Linked DNA regions of Mus musculus: region 1 is linked to region 2. A link is a loop called in an ENCODE intact Hi-C map of the cell type or tissue named here. Cell type or tissue: heart. All regions are shown on one strand.

Evidence for each region. A loop is a pair of places that touch in the nucleus more often than their neighbours do. Peaks named below come from ENCODE experiments on the same cell type or tissue, not always from the same donor. Only the 100,000 strongest peaks of a DNase experiment are listed, where the experiment ranks them.
Region 1: it touches region 2 in a loop (8-fold over the local background); 34 of 42 quality-filtered maps call a loop at or near these places.

Annotation. Positions count from the first base shown.
Region 1 is chr7:47,146,251-47,154,250 of GRCm38, forward strand. No RefSeq gene overlaps it. Among named protein-coding and RNA genes, the nearest start is that of Ptpn5, 18 kb to the left of the region's middle. In heart, CTCF peaks have their summits at 394 and 4,564 (motif pointing left); no DNase peak of the experiment used is centred here.
Region 2 is chr7:46,959,467-46,967,466 of GRCm38, forward strand. All of the region lies in intron 1 of Gm39012 (a long non-coding RNA gene), which reads left to right. It also overlaps the pseudogene Gm19248. Among named protein-coding and RNA genes, the nearest start is that of Uevld, 4.9 kb to the left of the region's middle. In heart, a CTCF peak has its summit at 3,945 (motif pointing right); DNase peaks (open chromatin) are centred at 3,615 and 3,975; H3K4me3 peaks cover 428 bases; H3K27ac peaks cover 1,281 bases; H3K27me3 peaks cover 340 bases.

The DNA of each region.
Region 1 (8,000 bases), 190 kb after region 2:
CAAGTTTCTTTGGTCATGGTGTTTCATGGCAACAATGGTAACCGCAACTAAGACAGAGAGCAAGGTGTTGCTAATAGAATTTTTGAAGGACTCTGATTGATGGTGAGCCCAGCTCACCCTTTGGGCTTGTGGTGGTGTTTTTTACTTGTAGGTCTCAGGCTGCCTCTGGGTCTTAGTCTAACAGTGGCAATGGAAGGATTTATACACACTGTTCTGTGTACCATTTACTGCCAAGTTCCTCTTTTGCTTGAGGATATATCTACTAGACCATTCTCTATGTTGTCAAGAAGGGGTAACGGCAGAGCCTTAATACGCCTCAGTGTTTACTCCAGTGCAGAATCAGCTCCAGACTCTGCTGCCCAGGCTGAGTTAAGGAACACATACGCCCCCTGCTGACTTCCGTGCAGAAAATCTAAACCATGAAACACTGGATTCAGAAAATCTTGCCTTTGCCCAATCTGCAAAGCAGGACTTTAAAAGTGGGCATAAATGTCCCGTTAAGCAAAAGTCAGTTTACAGCTTAGAGGGCGGCTGTCATTGGAACGTATGTTTTCTGTCCTGTGCTGATGTTTACGTCCTTGGTTTTCCATCTTGCTGCCCCTCAGTTGCTGTGTTAACAGATTGAATAGAGTTCAACCCCAGGGTCCTCCAGGTATGTCTGTCTCTGGGTAAAAACAATGGGCTGGAGTCTCTCATTAGGCAATAATTTCTCAGCTGCTGGGGAAGCAGACGGTGATTTCCTAAAACATGTCATAAAAGGGGAGTGGAGGTGAGGTTTAGACTCACGCAAATAGCAAGTCTATAATATGTTCCAGGAGCTGCCCTTAGTGACAGGGTAAGCAAGAAATCCTGGGGCTGACGAGATGTTTCAGAGGTTAAGAGTGCTTGTTGCTTTTGCAGAAGATCTGAGTTTGATTCCTGGCACCCACGTGGAGGTCCACAATCATCTGTAACTCTAATATCTAGGCGATCTGGCCTCTGTGAGTACCAAGCGTACACACACACACACACACACACACACACACACACACACACACACACACATTGAATTGCAATTCACACACATATACAAGCAAAAGACACATAAAACTAAATGAAGAAATATAATAATAATAATAATAATAATAATAAGTCCTAAAACTTTTGGAATATACTGGAGGAAGTGGCTTTCAGTGTTGCATTCAAAGGCAGAATTTCAGGAATTCTGTGATTCTGGCCAGGGTCTCAGGGCTGTAATGATGCTTGCACATCACAGTGGATGCAATTGTAGACTCTGAATGACACCACTGGTGTGTCTGAGCACTGTGAGCTGCTCTGGGCCCTTCTTGTAGACTTGGGGAGGCTGGTTCAAAGTCTATTCTGCCAGGTATTAATGGTCCTAGGTGCAGTTGTGGAGGAAAGGAGAAGGCAAGAGTAGATAACAGCTAAGGGTCTTCATTTGCACACCCTCTGCTGAAAGGCATGTTAGAGGCGACTTCTCCCAATGTCTTTGTTTTAGAGATGGAATAACTGAGACCCAAAGAGAAATTCCTGCCCTGAAATTTGAACCAAAGTCATTAGAGATCAAATAAAATCTACATCGATGAGCAGAACAAACACAGAAGTAAGTGCAAGCAGGAATGCCAGCGTGGATTTAAAATACACGTGGTTACCTTTCAGGCCTGAGACTGAGTTTTTACATTAGACTCCTTTACAATAAAGATGCAAACTTAATGTAAAATAAAAATGTAAATTATTCAAAATAACTTGTGCCCTCAATGATGTAAAGAAACAAAGAAGGGCTGGAGAGCTGGCTCAGCTGTTAAGAGCTGACTGCTCTTCCCAAAGGTCCTGAGTTCAATTCCCAGCAACCACATGGTGGCTCACAACTACCTGTAATGGGATCTGATGCCCTCTTCTGGTGCGTCTGAAGACAGCGACATAACAGTATACTCACATACATAAAATAAATAATTAAATCTTTAAAAAAAAAACCCAAACAAATTCCAAATGTATACCACTACACACACACATATATTTTCCTTTCTACTTTCATATATCCTATACATTTTATTTAACTATTGTAGCCACTGCTGGTTTCCCTAATGTGCAGTTGGGGTCTGAGCATATAGCAGGATTGCCCTTCAATGACTTCTTATGTAGGATGATACAATTGATGCTAGAGAGTGCCCGGCAGTGGGGATGAACTCTAAGCCTAGTGTTGAGATAGGGGAACACTAGGAGGAACCCCGCCCCCTGCTGAGTTCTGGGTTGGATGCCAACTCTGCGGAGATGACTTTATAACTGACTCCAGGGTCTCGAATCACAGGTTTTGGTGTTTGTTGCTACAGCATCATCTTCTGACTATTCTGATTAATAGAGTGACACCACCCCCAACACCCAGCCCCCCACGAGCCACCATGACTCGTCTTTCACGAAGTATAGTCACTTTCAGAAATGACCATGTTCAATTCTTCTGGTAATGAATAGTCACTCTATGATAATTTCAAGTCAAGCTTTTTTTTTTTTTTTTTTTTTAATGCCTATTAGTCAGTGATGAGGAATTAGCTGGATGTTAGACTTGTGATATTGGGAGAGATCTTGAAATTTCACTTTCTGCTCACAGAAGTTCACGGAGACATTAGTCTAAACGACTCAGTACAAGAGAGTGACCTAAACCAGTGGTTTCCAACCTTGTGATGATCAGAAACACCAGGGCAACCCTTAAAGCAGACTCCCAGGTTACAGTTCTGGGTTGCAGTTGGCTGTGGAGTGTCCTAGTTAGCTTTAATTATCAACCTGACGCAGCCCAGAGTCATCTGAGATGAGGTCACGCCAGCTTGTCACAGGCTTGCCAGGATTTTTGATGGCCCCAGAGGGGCTCACGGCTCCCACTGCTGCAGATGGTCTTGAGACCAATGGCCCACCACCTCCTTTCTCTACAGCTCACTGTGGACTCTTCCCATTTCAGTCAGTGTCTTGGCTGGTCTGGCAGAATGACGAAACCCTAATTCCTGAGAGTCTTAATCTCATTTTATTGTCTCCTGGGCAGGCCATTCTGACTATATGTTACCTATTTATAGTTAAATTTGGGATGGAAACACCTAGAGACATCCAGTTATAAGCTCACTCCTGGTTGTCTCCACTCTGCGGCCACACCCATCTGCCCCTTTCACATGATGACGAGTGTTGCTCCTGGCAACATGGTGAATCCTTTCTTTGAAGGTCTGTTGGCATGTACATCAGGAGACTAGAGGGGCAGCCATCCTGTCCATGGCCAGGGAAACTCATGCTTTGTACCCTTGTGCAAGCTTCATCCTGTTTTGTGTGATGCCTGTCGTCTAGAGTTGCAGGTGTGGGGAGCCAATGCCCTCAGTGAGCCTGTGAGAATGATAGTGGCCGGGGCCATGCCTGATTCCATCTTTGAGCTCTCGAGGCAAGTCTTTTACTCATGGAGGACTTTCCACTTTTTGGTTCTTGGCCTGAGCCCTTGGACTCCCCAGCTTGCAGAGGTGACCTTACTGCCACTATCAGTCCTATGTGGCGTGGCACATATTTTGACTAGTGGGTTCCATTGTGCCTGGTGTTTTCTTCTTTAGTTGTGCAAAGGTTCCTTGGTCTAACTAGCATGGTCCCATATGTGTAACAAGGGTGCTGTTTCATGGAGCTGGATCATATATATCCTGGATGGGTGGGGTTAGGGTGAGGAGAGGAAGGTATCTTGATACCACTTTAAGATAAAACTTAATATTTACAGCTCATGTACCCTTTTTGCCTCGTCTTATTTTTGAGCATGACTTTGAACCAACCCATGGCTAGTGAAGACACTCTGGGCAGGAGCGACACGTGCTTAGACCAAGAGCACTGGATTCAAGGTTCCAGCTATTACCCAAGGTTACTGGCATCCTTGGAGGGTGGTACTGCAACAGGGGACCTCCATGTTGGCCTTCGTTGTTTACAATTTATGGGTTGATTAGTTAGTTTTGCATTAATACAGTGAAATGCCAGGGACACTGCTAACTTTACAAAGAACAGTTTTGGGGGTTCAAGTGTGTGGTCAGGTGAAGTCATTTGTTTGGCATCTAGTGTGTGTAGGAGCAACACACACACACACACATACACACACACACACACACACACACACACACACACACACACACACACACACAAACGCATTCACACACACCCGGCGGGGGAGAGAGCAAGAGCACTTTTCTTCAAGGTCACACCTTTAGTGACCAGCAATCTCCTACTGTTCCTCACGTCTCACAGTCCACTTACCTCCTAGTTACGTGTCCCTGACACCAAGCTCTTAGGATATGGACCTTGGGGACATTAGGGATATTCAGACCCAGAACAGCAGTCCAGTAGCCAGACCAAGCTTGATAATTTCTGCCACCATGGCTGTTTCTATATGGTCTCACTGTATCTGTAGTAGAGGCTGGCAACCTTTTTTTTTTTCAGTAAGTATGACAGAATTTTAATAAGGTGACATACTCATTTAACATTGGCAATCTTGGATTGGATTTTAGTCCGGTGTTTCAAGCCTTCATTAATTTGCAGCGTGTGCCCTCTAGTGGACAATGGAATGTACTACAAACGAGGTGAGCAGAGGTTTGCAGTATCATCAGAGTTGGGCAAACTTCTTAACGATATAATTAAATTATTTAATTTTCACATCCGTGTGCTGTATGTATATGTTCATGTGGGTATGGATGTATATCTGTGTGTGTAGAGGCCTCGTCGACCCTGGATCTCTTACTAAATAAACACGGAGATCACCAATTTGTCTAAGCTGGCTGAATCTCTTTCCATTGGCTGCTGGGTGGAGTCTCAGAGGACAGTCATGCTAGGCTCCTATCTGCAAACATAATATCATTGATAGTGTCGGGGATTTGTTCTTGCCCATTGGAATGGGTCTCAATTTGGGCCAGTCATTAGTTGGCCATTTCCTCCATCTCTGCCCTATCTTTGTCCTTGCACATCCTGTAGGCAGGACAGAGTTTGGGTCAAAGGTTTTGTGGGATGGTTGCTGTCCTTGTCCCTCCCCTTGGAGTCCTGCCTGGCTACAGGAAGTGGCCACTTCAGGATCCACATCCCCCAACTGCTAGGAGTCTCTGCTGATTTTGCCCCCATAGATGTCCTGGAGCCTCGCCTTTTGGGTAGGATTTGCTGGCAGAGGTGGAGGCAAGTTTGATGCTGGCCTAGGTGCCGTCCATCTCTTAGAGTGGCCTTTTGAGCAGATCGAGGGCTAAGTGACCTCTCTCATGGCAGCTTGCTTTCTAACATGCTAATCTCAGAGAATCATCTTTTGGGGAAGGCAAGGAGGCAACCAATGTTTCCGTATAGAAAGCAAGCTATAGAAGTGACGATGCCGTATATCCTGCCAGCCCCAGGCACCGCCAGCCCAGCAGTTAACAACTGAGATTACAGGGACACACTTTCATAGCCAGTTGATACAATATGGGTGGGGGTAGGTTACCCCAATGGGCAGCAACATGGCCCCAAGTGGTAGCCCAGACCAGAGATATCCACATAGTTTTTGGAGGTAACATGGGCCATGGACATTGGCACAGACCCCATGGTCCTCAGGTGGCAGCAGAGGCCACTCACCTTGGGCTGTTCCTCACTACTCACATCTTCTGTTTCATCTCTCTTCCCATGCTTCTCTTTCTCTTCCATCTCTCCACCCCCTTGCTTGACTTCCTGGCTCCCAGACCTTGTTGGTGTCTTCCAACCTGACTGAGTGCCATGTAGCAGAAGCTGGGGGTTTGAGGAGGATAATATTTTTTAAATCATAAGAATATTAAAAAAAACTTTTGGAGATATTACTTATTTTTATTTTATGCGCCTAAGTGTTTGGATGTGTGTCTGTGCATCATGTGTGTGTAGTGCCTGTGGAGGCCAGAAGAAGGTAACAGATCCCATGGGGCTGGAGCTACAAGAGGGTTGTGAATCATGACGTGGCGTTGGGAGCAAAGCCAGGGTCCTCTGAAAGAACAGCTAGTAACTTAAATGCTGAGCCTTCTCTGCAGCCCTGTATGATAAGGATACTAACTAGAGTAAATGGAAAAGATACAACCAAACCCGTTGTTTGTTACATTATTTCAGAACAGATCCAAACTGATGAAAGTGTGTGTGTGTGTGTGTGTGTGTGTGTGTGTGTGTGTGTGTGTGAGAGAGAGAGAGAGAGAGAGAGAGAGACACTGACACACTCATTATTGGCTAAGATAAACATTTCCATAAATTCAGTCCAAGACCTGAAGTTCTTCTCCAATAAACTCGTTCCATAACTATCTTAATGGAGGTGTAGTTTCAAACACAGTTATCCAGCGGTCTCCTATTTCCCGTGCTAATAACACCCTCTGGATGGTGAAGACTTACACCATCGCAGCCTTCAAAGGGCATAGTGAATACCGTGTAGACCTTTGGCTTCTCTTGGTTTTCTTGAGTGACTGTTGCAACTGCGGACACTGATGGGTTCATGACACCCCCATTCAGATGACAACCAAACGAAGATGCTGTAAATCCTTTTCCTGCTCTCATGGGAGATCTTTGTCCTGGGGGTCCTGCCTCTGTGCACATAGCATCGGCAATGGAGGAATGAGTCTGTCCTGTTTTGCCCTTTGCTCATAGAGAGAACCTGACAGAGATGCAGAGGTCGGGCAGAGGCATCCTGGGTGTGGCTGTGGTCCTCACCCAACCATGGAACAACTATTGTCATTCTCGCACATCAGCTGCTGTGATGAGAACCTCAGGTAGTCTAGAAATGGGAGAATGAGTCTGTGGGCAGACATGGGCGGTGTGAGCAGTAATAAAATCAGCACTGAGTTTTCGTGTTCCTGGGGCTGGGCATATGGAAACGGGTAGCATAGTTTGGGATATCACAAATGAGTGGATACGAGTCCTTTATCTATCTCCGTCAACTAGAGGATGCAATGTCTAATCTAACCAACTTTGTTGATGCTGGCATTTAACAGCATGGCTTCTGCTCACCTTTCTGTCCTTTTGTATTATCTCTTCTTTTCTCCGACTTCACGGCACCATTCTCTAAAGCCCTGACTATGGTAGATATGGTTAATGGGTCCCAGAGCCTCATCACACTAATGCTGGCTAGTGCTTGAGAGCTCTCCTGGAGACAGCATGCCAACGCCACAGACTCCACCCATGAGAGGAAACTCTGCACTGCTCGGGGTTCTTGTGGGAAACTAGAACATGTCTCCACCCCCAGCCCTCCAAGGATTAGTGAATTGAAAACTAAGAAAAAGCAAATGTAGAAAAGCTCCTGCCCCTCCCACCACTTGCATTAACTACACCATAGGGCACCCACCCTGATTTAACCCTAGGGACATTCCAAGTGCCCACATCTAAATACCATCATCCTAAAGGCAGGGCTTTGGCCCATGAATGGGGATGTGGGTGGAACAAGCTTTCCGTCTATTGACCTACCTCTGGGTGCGAATATCATCTTTCAGAAAATTCTAAGTTTTGCTTTTACATGTTTGTGTGTCATGTGGGGATAAGGATCAAGATCTCTCTTATGCTAAACTGGTATTCTTCTCTTTCATTTTTTTAAAAAAATATAGTTCTTATTTGAATTACTTTGATGCTATGCTGTCAATCGTTTATGAGCTATACTGGGGCTTATTCTAGGCTACATTTTTATCCTATATGTCTATAGCTGATTCTAAGTTTTGAGCTTACTCTTGAATTAATTCCCTTTCCTCTCAAAATTTCCATGTAAATTTAGACTCTGTGGGTTCTATAAAAACATGAGTTTGGGTTGCTGTTTCTTATGTCATTGAATCTTTAGATACAGTTGGGAACCACGGACTCTTTAACAATCTCTGAATCCAGGGACAAGAGTATCTCCCCAGCCATGGAGGCTTTCTTCAGCTCCTTCCTGTCTTGCCCATATCAGCCATGCTTTGTTAGATTTATCCTGATTTCAGGATTTTGAAGTCCTTGTGCATGGTATAAAAATCCTTTTACCGCTGTGTAAGTGTAGGTTCATAGGAAGC
Region 2 (8,000 bases):
GCTCATTCTCCTTAAGCCACATAATATTTTAAGTGTGCCTTGTATTTCTGCTTAATGAACTATCTTTTTCATTCTAATATCTCCTCAAAGTCTTTGTGCAGTAGCAGTCAAGATCCCTGCTGCAGCTGAGGTGAGACCCCCTGAGTTGAGGTTCCTCCAGCTTTATAGCTAGCAAAATCCATCTTTGTCTCTGGCATAGAACACTCACAATAACTTGTTAGAAGTGCAGACTCCTGGGGCTAGAGAGATGGCTCAGTAGTTATGCCAACTGTAACCCTGGCTCCAGGGGTATAGGGCATCTCTGGGCTTCCAGGGCACCTGCACTCATGTGCACGCGCGCGCGCGCGCACACACACACACACACACACATACACACACACACACATACACATGCATGTGCACACACATGAACACACATAGACACACATTTAATTGCAAAATGTTAAATGCAGGCAGGTAGACAGATGGTTTAGCTGTTAAGGGCAGTTGCTGTTCTTGAACAGGAACAAGGTTCAATTCCCACATAGCAGCTCAAGGCTATGTATAACTCTAATTTTAGGGGATCTGATGCCCTTGTGCCCTCCCTCTCCTACCCTTTTCTGACACCAGGCACTCTTTTTTTTTTTTTTAAAGATTTATTTATTTATTGTATGTGAGTACACTGTTGCTATCTTCAGACACACCAGAAGAAGGCATCAGATCCCATTACTGATGGTTGTGAGCCACCATGTAGTTGCTGGGAATTGAACTCAGGACCTCTGGAAGAGCAGTCAGTGCTCTTAACGGCTGAGCCATCTCTCCAGTCCCCAACACTAGGCACTCTTATGGTGCACATACAGGCAGCTCACACACATAAAATAAAGATGAGTAAATAAACAAGAGAATTTTGAAGAACTTATTTGTTGATATGAAATTGTATCTATTTGTTGGTATAGTTGATATTTTGAAATATTTATACGTTGTGGAGTGGCTAAATTGAAACAATTAGTATGAAAGATATAGACTTAGGCAAACAGAAACTCTAGGGCTAGTCTGAGAAATGTTTTGGATGCTGGGGATGGAAATCAGGTCCCCAGCTCTGTGGCAGACCTGTACTGCCAGCTGCCAGGCAGGGTGTTTCAGCTGCCTTCAAGACAATCCCGAAGGAGTGAGGTCAGGACACTGTACTATGGGGCTTTCTCCTAGGACTCTGGTTTATGAAGACCTTCCTGCCAGAGGCTGGAACATAGCTGTACTTAAGAAACTAGGCTTTGGGCTGGAGAGAGAGATGGCTCGGCAGTTAAGAGCACAGACTGCTCTTCCAGAAGTCCTGAGTTCAATTCCCAGCAACTACATGGTGGCTCCTAACCACCTGTAATGGGATCCAGTGCCCTCTTCTGGTGTGTCTGAAGACAGCTGCAGTGTACTAACATACATAAAATAATATTTAACAAAAAGAAAGGAAGAAACTAGGTCTCCTGCTCCTTACAGGGAGGGACAGCAGTACAGCTCAGGGAGACGGTGTCTGAAGTGTTTGAGGATTTGGACACCTGGAGGAAGCTCTAAGGAAGAAAGGGCTCACTCTGGACTAGTGCTATCAGAAGCAGACACGTTTCAGTGACTAACTTCCCTGTGAAGGTTGTATGTAAGATGGGTACACTTGGAAAAAGGAAGGCTATAACCAGCAATGACTGACAAAGCAGCCGGGGCAGCTGGTCTTAGCCAACAGGAACCTGTTTGGTATTTCCTTGTTCTTGGTTCAGTTGTGTCTCACTTTTCCATGGGCTCAGCGACCTTATCTGTTGTTAGTATTTTGTGGGATGGCTTCTATCCAACAGAGGAATGAACTGACCTAGCTCTGAGGCTCAGGGCAAATTCTATCAGTACTGAGCTTAGCTCTATGATAAGCAACTTGTGTGTGTGTTTGAGACCACACTGACCCAGCATACCTCTGTCCATCCTGAATGAAGCTGTTGCATTTGGCGAACCATGTTACCTCTGCATCCGTCAAGGGGGAAATCCTGAAGATCTCGTCTGGTCCTGTGGATGTGGGCCAAAATGTCTGAGCAGTCATGCAGAGGCCCCTTGAGGTCCAGGTCAGCCAGCAGGGTAGCTGAGCTTGGGGCAGCAGGGGCCAGAAAGGTTATCCTGGGGGCATTTAAGAGGAGAGACTGGTAATGTGTCATTTTGGCATTGGTGATGGACAGGCTTTGCCCCAGTGACAGTTTGTTAGCATCTTTGACCAGGAGGGCCATTTGTGATGATTTGCAAACAGTTGTTCCTGGGTCTCATTTCTGTGACAGGTAGGCCACTGGCTTGTGCCAGGGCCAGAGTCTGAGTCAATACCCCTTTCGGATCCCAGATCTCTCGTTCATGAAGAGATGGAAGGGCTTAGTCACTTCAGGCAACCCCAAAGCTTGTGTAGAAATTTCTTTCTGGTTTCAGAGAGCCACTTCTGACCTTCTCTTAATATATTTCCCCCTGGATCTAGGGAGGTCACCTGTGGTTGGCATAGTAGGGCCTTCTTAGTGGAGGATGGATGGTCCAAATATCCCTGGGCCTCCAAGAGGTCTGGGACTCCTCTAGGCATTTTTTGTTCCTGTTGCTACCATGAAGTCATTTATAAGCTGTTGAAGAGACTTTATCTTCAGGTTTTAGCAAGATAGAGTGTTGAGCTCTGTTAATTATAAGGAAGCTGGTGGGTTCCCCTCTAGTTTTAGGGTTACCCTGGGCATCTTTTTCTTTTTCAAGTGGGGGCATTTTTTATTTTTAGGGTGGCCCCCCTTACCTCTTTTTCTAGAAGTCATTTGTTTCAGACATCTCTTACACAGGGAGGCCACTAGCTGGCACCAAGGCCTGAGTAAGCAGGTTGGTTTCTGAAGTCATTTGTTTCAGTACTCTGGTTTGGCCATGGCTGCCAACAGGATCTTTGCCAGGTCCTGGAGTCTCTTGCAGTCAGTACTCTTAACTGCTGAGCCATCTCTCCAGCCCCACACTTAATCTTTTATTAAACATTTTTCCTCCTGGCATTATCATTAAGTCTCTCAGATTCTTTCTCTTAACCTCTCAACTCTCTGGATGTTTGTTTGTTTGCTTGTTTTTAATATCTGATTCTCCCTGGTTGATAAAAGCTAGAGCTACTGCAGCTTTCACTTTGGAATGTCTCTATGACACTCTCTAAGAAAGCTGCAGAACTTTCTGTCTCTAATATCTTATTTATCTTTGGCCAAATTGGTGGGCTGTCTTACAGCCCCTTTGAGACCTGCCAACAGAGACTGGAGGTAAGACTTAGAGTCCCTCTTTACCTTTAGTGGTGTTGAAGTCCCAATCTGGGTGGGTTTAAGGGAAAGCCAGCCTCAATAGATGCCTGGTTGCTAGTGAGTTCCCCTGGTTCCTGCTCTCTCTCTCTCTCTCTCTCTCTCTCTCTCTCTCCTGCAAAAGCTACTGGCAGTCATCCCAAGTGGGCTGATGGGTAAAGAGGACTGTTTCCAGTAGATTAATTACTGAAAAGGGGGAATTCTGAGTTCTTCAGTTATAAGGTCACTAGTGGCAAAGGGCCAAAAGTGATGGGTGGGGTTGGTTTCCTTGATCACCAACTGGCCCTGCTGTTTGCAAAGGTAGGACAGCGGACTCAGGCTCAGAAGGCAGCCCTCAACCCCGCCCCAGAGGCTTTGTGTTCCTGCAGCAGGTCTCCCCTCCCCAGCATGCTGTGGGGCTGCCTGGGACAGAGCTGCTGTTTGCCTGAGGGGTTGAATAAGGTGGTGGTGCTGCCTGGTGTCTGGGGAGAAAAAGTTTTCCTCATGGTGACAGAAAGATTTTGTCCCCTAGTTTTAACATAGTGAAGTTGAAGGCATCTATCCCATGTTAAACGTCTGTCAGAAAGTTGCCCCTTAGCATAGGCAACAAAGACAAAACACGAGAAAAATTCCAGGGACTCTGCACTTCAACACGCTACCTGAAAACAACCAGAAGGTGGCGCTCATATACAAGAAACTCATCCCCTCCTCTCAGATAGAAACAAAAGTAACCAGATGGTGGCTCTCTGAGCCCACGCCCACCCCAGACAGGGACTCAGAATGTCCTCTGGTCCCATGTGGCCATGGCCCCCTAGCACGCCTGCTTTAACCGCTTTTGGCCACAAAGGCAGATTTAAGACTTTTTTTTTTTTTTTTTTTTCCCCCAGAACAGAATTACAGATGTGGCACCACTCAGAGTTTATGAACAGACAAAGGCATACATAAACACATGGACAGACTCACAGACTCAGACAGATATTATAGGTATTGAGACTCTTCCCCGGGGGTCCTGGAGGCCTTGGAGTTCCTGGCCAATGCACCAAAATGTGCCAGGAAACATTCATGAACCCCCAAAAGATCACCGAGGAACTGAATCTGATGCAATCACATTAGGGTCCCACACACTGTCTCTGACACAGGAGAATGGGAAGGGGTGCCTGAGGCCAGTTTCAGGCAAACATTTATAGAGGCAGGAAGGGGGTATCTAGCCTGGTACGCATCTCACTGGGGGACATAATGCTCTTTAACATAGTTGGCTGGTGCTGGGAGCCAAGCCATAAACTTAAGCTTCTGTTTCCCTCCTGACACGGTTGTTAGGCAGGGTCAGCTTATAATCTGGAGGTGCAGATTTGTTGGGGAATAATCTGGAAACTGATGTTTGGTACTGGCCTGTTAGTTAGCTTGAGTTCAACCTTAGATCAGGTCCTCTAAGATGGAATCTGAACCTAAAAGGCTTGGTCTCTCGGGAGTATTTTGCTGAGTGAGAGAAGTTGGTCTGAAACTCTCTTTTGAGTCGTTCTGTGGTTTAGGTATCGGGGCGACTGTTGCCTCATAGGACGAGTTTAGCAATCTTCCTTTTGTTTGTATTTTGTGCGATATACTTTGAGGAGTATTGGTATTAGCCCTTCCTTGAAAATCTGGTAGAACTCTGTACTCCGTGCTAAAACCATCTGGCCCTTAGATTTTCTTTTCAGTTAGGAGACTTTTAGTGATTGCTTTTATTTCCTTGGGGGTTATAGGACTATTTAGACAGTTTACATGGTCTTGACTAGGTTCTTACTTGTTTGCAAAAATCTGTGTTACAGAAGATTTCTTGCCATCTACAGAGGGTTAGGATTAAGCACAAAGCAAATGCAGATTCAACAAAATGAGACCTGGTGAGGTTCACTGTAAGACTCTTTGTTGACATTTGTTTGAGGTCCTGGGAATAAACCACAATACTTTGTGGGGAAAAGAAAAAAGAAAAAAACGGGAAATAGGTTGAAAAATTGTTATGACATACCTTATTGTGTGTATGAATTTGGCTATTATCTTACCAGAGCCCACGTGTGGATATTAGAAAAGAACACGTAGAAACTGGTTCTGCCTTTTCACAATGTGGGCTTTGTACATAAAACTCAGGGTTGATGACAAGGTGCCATTACCCCAGCTTCAGGTATTTTTTTATGTTCTGGTGATCTCAAACTCACTGTACGACTGAGGTTGAACGCATTTCTCATTGACTACCCAGTATATGTCATGATTAGAGGCCAAGACCCCTTGAGTGAGCCTTTACTGTACTCATTTGTATTTCATGATGCCCTAAATGCATATTTAATCTGTTTCCTCTGGGAAACCTTGTGTTCTCAGGGGACATTTTATCCTGCTTGCTTGTATTGACACGCTATTTCTGACTGTCTCTGTCCCTCTCTCATTCTCTTTCCTTGTCTGTCTCTAAATCTCTCTGTATCTCTGTGTCTCTCTTTTTCCTTCTCCTTAATTTTTTTTCGAGAAAGAGTTTCTCGGTGTAGCCCTGGCTGTGCTGGAACTTGCTCCATAGACCAAGCTGACTTCAAACTCACAGAGACAGAGCTGCCTCTGCCTCTCAGGTGCTGGGAATAAAGGCCTGAGCTACCACTGCCCAGGATCCAGTTTCTTTGGCCTCTGCAAAGACACTGGACTCTTGGTTTTGGAAAAAGCCAGAGAGACAAGGAAGCATGGTAGATTTGACCAGTGCATTTTCTATTGAAAAGTATCAGCCAGGTGTGGTGGCACATGTCTTGAATCCTAGCACTCGGGAGGCAGAGGCAGGCGGATTTCTGAGTTTGAGGCCAGCCTGGTCTACAAAGTGAGTTCCAGGACAGCCAGGGCTACACAGAGAAACCCTGTCTCAAAAAAAAAAAAAAAAAAAGAAAAAAAAAGTATCAATACTTTTGGTTCATGTATGGCCTTAAGTATCATAAACTGCCCTTGAATGTGCTGTGCAGTTGATAATGGCACTGAGGAGCTGGGATTACCAGCATGACCCACCACCTAGTAGACTTGGGAGTGAGGATGGTGACCACTCTGCCCACTGAGCTCCAACACAACAATTTTGTTTTGCTTGATTGTTGAGGGACCCCACTTGGGGGGATCAGGACACTAACCCACCTGCAAAGGTTTTGACCCAAAATTTGTCCTCTCTAATAAAATGCAGGAACAAAGATGGAGCAGAGACAGATGGAATGGACGAACAATAACCAGTCCAACTTGAAACCATTTCATTGGCAAGCACCAATTCCTAACACTACTAATGATACTCTGATATGCTTGCACTCAGGAGCCTAGCATAATGGTCCTCTGAGAGGCTCCACCTGGCAGCTGAAACTTGAGGCAGAGACCCAGAGCCAAACACTAGACAGAGCTTGAAACTCTTCTGGAAGAGTGGGGGGAGGGAGAGATCGAAGGCTCTGAAGGGGATAGGAACTCTGTGGAAAGGCCAGCAGAGTCAACTAACCTGGACACTTGCTGGCTTCTACAGACAGAACCACACAGAGCTACCATGGTCTAGATGAAGAACTCCACACATATGTAACAGATGGGCAGCTTGGTCTTCATGTATGTCCCTGAACTTGAGCAGAGACTATCTCAATCAGTTTTCTGTTTGTGGATCCCATTCCCCTAGCTGGGCTGCCTTGCCTGGCTTCAGTGGGAGAGGATATGCCTAGTCCTGCAGAAATGTGATGTGTCAGGGTGAGGGGATACTCAGGTGGCCTCCCCATTCCCAGAGGAAAAGGGAAGGGGGAATGGTTTATATAATTATTAATCTGTAAGAATGGAGGGAGCTCACTGCTTAGGAGGAATTGTGGCTCTGGCAGGGGATCTGAGCTCATTTCCCAGAACACACACGTGAGACCTGGAATGCCTATAGTTTTACTCCAGGAGATCCTACAAGCTTTTCTTCCTCCAAGTCCAAGACACTTGCATACATACATTGCAGGCATTCACATGTATAAATATTTTGGGGTGGGGAAGTCTGGCAAAACCATTTTTTAATTTTGCAGTAGTTTTTTCTTTTTATTTAAAGAACATATAATCCAACAATAAGGCATGAATATTTTCAATTTAAAAAAATCGCACTAAATAAACCACAGTGGCATGAATCCATGACAAGTACGGCTGCTTAATATCCCCAAATCCTGAGATTAAGGGTATGCACTAACACACCTTTTCCTTGCTACAAAGGCCTGGACCGGTCAAGGGGGTGAGAGGTGTTGCTTGGGAGTCTGGGTGTATCTCCAAGTATACCAGGCCTTCGACTTGTCAAAGTCTTCGCGTATGCAAACAGAGCTCCTTAAAATGGGACGAGATGCTGAAGTGCAGCCCCTCGCAAGGGATGGCTTCTGGCAAGGGTGCAGGAGGAGAAGGACTCAGTTGTGTTTAAGAAGCAGCCCATAGGTCTCTTGCTGCAGAGGAAGCAACTGGAAAGTGAGCTCAGAACGACAATCCACGAGTTGTAAGAAAATGGCAGACAAGCTGGACATGGGGGGAAATGGCCAGCTTTGACAAGGCCAAGCTGAAGAAAACTGGGACACAGGAGCAGGACACCCTGCCGACCAAAGAGACCATTGAACAGGAAAAGAGGAGTGAAATCTCCTAGAAGCCTAGGAAGATTTCCCCAGCCCACCCCACCCCATCATCTCCAAGACCCCCTTGTGATGTGGAGGAAGAGCCACCTGCAAGACGAACGTGAGCCACAAGCTGCGC